Regions from separate parts of the Homo sapiens genome. Here region 1 is linked to region 2. Evidence: chromatin contacts called from ENCODE Hi-C or POLR2A ChIA-PET data. All regions are on one chromosome and are shown on one strand. Each heading gives the region's core, a stretch centred on a gene start or an enhancer-like site at or near the end of the contact. The rest is flanking DNA. Distances are from core to core; before and after follow the strand shown. Region 1 has its middle 16 kb from the start of LINC00887. Region 2 holds the start of LINC02028 (long intergenic non-protein coding RNA 2028).

What was found. Hi-C counts contacts between places; a loop is a spot of excess contacts on that map. ChIA-PET counts read pairs that join two places held with the same protein, here RNA polymerase II (POLR2A). Pooled maps may share reads with other maps.
Region 1: a pooled map shows a loop between it and region 2 (4-fold over the local background). The contact joins the enhancer-like site here to the promoter of LINC02028 in region 2. A Hi-C loop is called at or near these places in 2 of 168 maps with a recorded cell type or tissue (B cell and endometrial microvascular endothelial cells), 13 of 37 single-sample maps with no recorded cell type and 13 of 50 pooled maps. POLR2A ChIA-PET finds 5 or more read pairs at or near these places in 3 of 52 experiments (HEK293, WTC11 and activated B cell).

The regions. Positions count from the first base shown.
Region 1 is chr3:194,295,569-194,298,726 of GRCh38, reverse strand. No RefSeq gene overlaps it. Among named protein-coding and RNA genes, the nearest start is that of LINC00887, 16 kb to the left of the region's middle. Within about 2 kb of position 1,311, at least 20 of the 41 ENCODE cell types and tissues checked have a DNase peak (open chromatin) inside an H3K27ac peak, as active enhancers do.
Region 2 is chr3:194,069,678-194,072,604 of GRCh38, reverse strand. LINC02028 (long intergenic non-protein coding RNA 2028) reads left to right here and starts at 1,635. Exons shown (of 3, transcript NR_136179.1): 1 at 1,635-1,783. LOC102724877 reads right to left here and starts at 2,516. Exons shown (of 6, transcript XR_002959666.2): 1 at 2,330-2,516. RefSeq lists a silencer at 1,438-1,617.

The DNA of each region.
Region 1 (3,158 bases), core at 62-2,561, 230 kb before region 2:
GCGGGCGCTGGCCAGATCCTCTGTGAGCAGTGGAGCTTGGCATGGTTCAGCGTGGAGCAGCCCTCCCAGCCACCCAGGGAAATCTCTCCATTCAATTACCTCCTGGCTTCCCACGCGTGGCCCATTAGCCTTGTCTGGGGCTCTTATGCATCAGGATTTATCATTGTGCAGCACCTGCGGGGGAGCTTGCCCCAGGCTTTGAAGGTCCTTCTGCAGAGGAGCTTAGGCAGGAGCAGGGGGCGCACGGAGGAGGTTTCTCTCAGTGGAGGAGCACGTGCTATGATTTCCTAGCCTGCTGTTGACGCTCCATTGCGGTCCTCATCACTTCAGAGCACTTTCATTCTTATTTTATTTTTAAATTTTTAAAAGAGACTGGGTCTCTTTTGTTGCCCAGGCTAGAGTACCGTGCTGTGATCACAGCTCCCTGGAGGCTTAAACTCCTGGGCTCAAGCAATTCTCGTGTCTCAGCCCCCTGAGTCGCTAAGACTACAGGTGGGCATCACCATGCCTGGCTAATTGATTTTATTTTTTAGAGATGAGCTCTTGCCACGTTTCCCAGACTGTGCTTGAACTCCTGGCCTCAAGCAATCCTCCCACTTCAGCCCCAAGAGTTGCTGGGATTACAGGGGGAAGCCACCTTGTCCGGCCCAGAAGCACTTTTCAAAGCCTCTTACGTTGGATGCTGTAGGTTCCATGCGACAATGACACTAATTATGATTTAAGCAGCACCTACTAGAAAGGAGCGTGTCTCATACATTATTGATCACTCTTAAAACTGCCTAGCTCCACGTGGTGGCTCACTCCTGTAATCCCAGCTCTTTGGGAGGCTGAGGCAGGCGGATCACCTGAGGTCAGCAGTTCGAGACCAGCCTGGCCAACATGGCGAAACCCCCTTTCTCTACTAAAAATACAAAAATTAGCCAGGCGTGGAGGCGCGTGCCTGTAATCCCAGCTACTTGGGAGGCTGAGGCAGGAGAATCACTTGAACCTGGGAGACGGAGGTTGCAGTGAGCCGAGATTGCACCACTGCACTCCAGCCTGGGTGACAGAGTGAGACTCCATGTAAAAACAAACAAACAAAGAACCCCAAACTGCCTAGCTCCATTTTGTTCAACAAGAGGCTCAGAGAGTATGTTTGAGGTCACCCACGTGTGTATTTTACGTCTAAAACCTCTCCTGACCCTCGAATGACCCACTCCTGGCTGTAGTCAGTTAGGTCTGTTCAGCCGCAGGAGAGGAGGCTCACAACGGCCAGGCAGGCTCCGATCTTCTCAATGTGGTCCCTCGCTGTGGCGGCTTAGCTTAGATCTTCTCTCAAACTCAGGCCGCTAGAGGGTCCCCACCGGGAAAGGGACACGCCAGGGCGTGGGGCAGGTCTGGAGCGGCCCGGGGCCGGGTGGATCCCGGCGCTCTGCTTTTACCTGGCAGGCGGGAGCGGTCCGGCGGGGCGTGGGCGCAGCGGGGGCCCGGGGCTGGAGGGGAGGGGACGGAGGGGGCAGGAGGGGGAGGGCCGGGAGGAGCCAGCAAGCTGGCGGCGGCGGCGGCCTTGAGCCACTGGCTGGGGCTGGTTGTGGCCGAGGCTGTGGCGAGAGGCGGGGCCGCTGGTGTGGCCAACGAGCCCGTAATGAAGCCCGGCGCCTGAGTCCCCTTTGTTCCCGGGGAACTACTTAAAAAGCCCCCTCCTCAGTCCCCGTGCGGGGCGAATGAGGACAATGGCCGGAGTCGCAGTGGGCAGAGCGGAACGCCCCCTTCAGAGAGGCCTTTCCAGCCGCGCGGCCCGGGGGACTGCAGGCGGGGCGCGCGCTGCCCTTCGAGGCCAAGAGGCCAACGGTGAAACAACAAAGATTTTTTTTTTCTTTCTTTTTTCTTTTTTTTTTAGAAAGAAATCTCGCCATTGCCGGGAATGGGTAAATCACTCAGGCCGCGTGGGTCCTTGGCAGATGGCAGAGGCGGCTTCCCAGTCCCCCACCTGGCACTAGAGGGACGGGGCGCGCACCCAACGGTGGCACGCATCGCCGAATTTTCCTGAATGCCGCTGTGGCACATTCCTGGCCTTTGCAGTTATTAGGAAATGAGAGGATCTTTTTTCCTTCTACTCTCCCCTCCCCCTGCCTTCGTTTTTCTTCCAGGCATGGAATTATCTACTTTAGCAGTTCAAAAGACATTCCATTCCCATGACAAAGACAGAAAGGGGTGATGTTGGCATACTGTAGCCCTCTTTCTCATAGGGAGACTTGAGCAATAAATCATAATGAATGAGAATTTAAAATAGCATTTATTTAACCTTTAATAGTACACCTTGCTGATTTTCAAAGCGTCACCAACAGCTTTGTTTTTCACATTCCCCAGCAAGGGTCCAACTCAAACTTTGAGCAGACAGTAGCGAATTTTATTCCTCTCATATATTCCTAAAAAAAAATGGGTTGAGGGGATTCGTGTTCCGCTCCCTCTCAGCTCTTAAATGTCTTAAGTCTATCACTGAACAAAGACTGACAGAAGATTTTAAAATAGAATGCAAAACTATCATCACAGCAAATATCTACTTACATCTTTTTTTTTTTTTTTTAGATGGAGTCTCGCTTTGTCGCCCAGGCTGGAGTGCAGTGATGCGGTCTCGGCTCACTGAAGCCTCCTCTTTCCGAAGCCTACGCCTCCCAGGTGCAAGCGATTCTCCTGCCTCAACCTCCCAAGTAGCTGGGATTACAGGCGTCCGCCACCACACCCGGCTACTTTTTTTTTTTTTTTTTTGAAACGGAGTCCCGCTCTGTCGACCAGGCTGAATGGAGTGCAGTGCCGCGCTCACTGCAAGCTCCGTCTCCCGGGTTCACGCCATTCTCCTGCCTCAGCCTCCCGAGTAGCTGGCACTACAGGCGCCCGCCACCACGCCTGGCTAATTTTTTTTTTTTTTTTGTATTTTTAGTAGAGACGAGGTTTCAGCATGTTAGCCAGGATGGTCTCGACCTCCTGACCTCGGGATCCGCCCGCCTTGGCCTCCCAAAGTGCTGGGATTACAGGCGTGAGCCACTGTGCCCGGCCCTTTTTTTTTTTTTTAAAGTAGAGACGAGGTTTTGGCATGTTGGCCAGGCCAGTCTCCAACTCCTGACCTCAGGTGATCTGCCCGCCTCAGCCTCCCAAAGTGCTGAGATTACAGGCCTGAG
Region 2 (2,927 bases), core at 386-2,885:
TTGTGGGATTTGGAGTGAAGGGTCCCTGTTTCAGTGTAGTCTCTACCCTGGGCAGTTAGATGCAGTAAGGGAGCTGGAGGTCCAGAGGAGTCACACAGAGGCCCAAGGGAAGCAGAATACAGGAATGGTGCCATCTCATAGGAACAGATCTCCACCCCAGAATCGGAAGTTCTATTTTTTTTTAAAGCAGTTTTCAAATTGTTTTTGTTTCTGTCAAATGGTTGCCAGAATAGTCTTTGATCAAGGTTTCCACTGCTCATCAGTAAACAGAGAGTTGTGGGAAGGAGTCCCGCCAGAGATTGGCAAACGCCCTCATCACCGACTCAGAGGCAAATGGCTGATCTCTGACCACAGGTGATGCTCACTCACACCAGGCTCTGGGCTGGAGTCGAGGCATAAGCACTGCCTTGACTCCCGCCCGGCCTACCATGTCCAATGGTGGGAGGGGAGATGACGGGGATGTCCCCGCTTCCCCATTCCCCATCTCTTTGGCGGTTCCTATCTGAATCTAGAAGTGCAAAGCCACCCCTAGCAAGCTACTTCTCCTAGTCGCTTTCCTCCTTGTAAACTGGGGGTGCCAACATCCCCCCCTTACTTCAGGGGCCTTTCAAGAATGTACAGAGTGGCTGGGCGCGGTGACTCATGCCTGTAATCCCAGCACTTTGGGAGGCTGAGGTAGGCGAATCACCTGACAGGGTCAGGAGTTCTAGCCCAGCTTGGCCAACATGGCGAAACCCCGTCTCTACTAAAAATACAAAAATTAGCCGGGCGTGGTGGTGGGAGCCTGGCACGAGAATCGCTTGAACCTGGGAGGCAGAGGTTGCAGTGATCACGCCACTGCACTCCAGCCTGGGCGACAGAGAGACTCTGTCTCAAAGAAACACCACCAAAGAATGTACGGAGTGGGAGTCAGGAGCTTTGGAAAGCGTATTGGCCAGTTGTTGCATAGGTGCGTTACGTGAGCGAGCCAAGAAGGGCTCCCTACAGCATGTGTGCGCGCGTCCATTCATTTGTTCGTTCATTCGTTCATTCATTCAGTAATTCATTCATGCATTCGACATTTATTCAGCACCTGGGTGAGACACACACTGAGATTCAATAAACTGCTGATCAAAGTTGTGTCTAGACGTCCAAGGGTTAAGCCGCCGGCGCGGGCCCCTCTGCGTCCCCCTCCGCCCCCGCCGGGCGTGGGGAAGGCGGGAAGGCGGCGCGGCGGGTGCCAAAGTCGGAACCTGCTCGTCGGCAGCTCCCGGCGCTGCCTTGACTCGCAGCCAGGCCTGGCGCGGCCGCCGGCTGTGGAATGTGTGAGCGCCATGTGTCACCGCCCCAGACTGTGGGAAAACGCTGCTCCGCTCACCTCCCAGCAGCTGCCCCGCGCCCGCCCGGGCGGGAGCCGGGAAACAGGAGCCGCCTGCCGCGGAGGCCGCCCGGGGGCACTTCCGAGCGCGCGCCGCCTGCCCGGCCGCCCCCGCGCCCGCCGCGTCTCCCCGCCCACACCCCGCTGCCACCCGGCCCCGGGCGCCACCCGCGGAGCAGGCGGCGGGAGGGACAGCCCGGCACGGCCCCTTTCCTGCCCTTCACACCCCTTCTGCTTCTCAGGGGACGCTGGTCCACAGACCGAGGCCCCGTTGCGCGCGGCCGCCTTCGGAGCGCCGCCCTCCTCCCGAAACCGGCCGGGGCGAGTGGCTGCAAGAAGCTGCGGTTTGGCCCGCGGGAGAGGGGGGCTTCCCCGCTGGGGTTGTCTGACGCGAACGCCTTCCTGGCCCCAGCCAGGCGCCCTGAGGTCAGGCCCAGTGGTGAGAGAGCTCTGAACGGGAGGCCCCACGCTGCCTGCTCCCCCAAATCAGAAACAGCCTCCCCCACCGGGGCGAGGCAAGGGATCTGCACCACCCCACGCGCTCCCGCCTGCACGGTAGCCTAGAGCCTGGTGTGAGCGGGAATCACATGTGCTCACACATCACCCAGGCAAGGTCTTTGAAGCCCAGCCATGCGGGCAGACGTATTCAAGGTCACCCTGCTGGGTGGCGGCAGAGCTCCTGTTGGAATCCACGCTCAGAGGACCTTCTGCCGAGCCCCAGCCCCAAAGGCATGGCGCCCTTTCTCTGCAGCATGGTGCCCCTCGTCGAGTTCCTGCCCCATAGAGAAGTTGGGAATGGGGCAGACGGGGGTGGGGGGAAATCATGGGTCCTGGGACCCCGACAGCTTTGCCTAAACTCAGCCTCATGCTGCGAGACGTCCCAGTCCGTCACCTCAGCCTGATTTTCTGGGGGTGCCCCACCTGACAGGCCTGGTAGTGAAGCCCCCATTGTATCCAGCCCTCTACGAGCACCTGGCATTTGTGTGCCTTGTTCCGGCTTGCCACCTCCTCTGTGGAAGTCTTCCCAGATTTGCCCAATCATTGCTTCCCGGTTCTCCGGCGGCCTTTGACAAACGCCTGTTTATGACGTTTGTGGCCCCCTGTAACTCATGGCCTACCTGTCCTCTCCTCCCTTCCGGAGTTTCCTGAGGGCAGAGACTGTGTTGCCCTCCTTTTTGATTTCCACACAAATGATTATTTGAGAACTCTGCTTATGGCAGCTGCTCTGTTTGTTGGCTGAATGTTATGCAATTTACCACTGGCTAGGAATCTCACCAGATGTGTGACCTTGGGCAAGTTGCTTAATCTAAGCTTCGGTTTTCTCATCTGTAAAATGGAGATCAACTGATACTGCGTCTAAAGTGACTTGTATAGTGGCTGGCACAAAGCAGATGCTGTGTGTGTGTATGAATGATTGCTAAAATACCATAGACTGGTGGCTTAAACAATAGTCATTTATTTTCTCCTGGCTCTGGAGGCTGGGAGATCCAAGATCAAGATGATGGCGAATTAGGTTGTTAGTGAGGGTGCTCTTCCTGGCTTGCAGAAGGCTGTCTGCTCACTGTGTCGT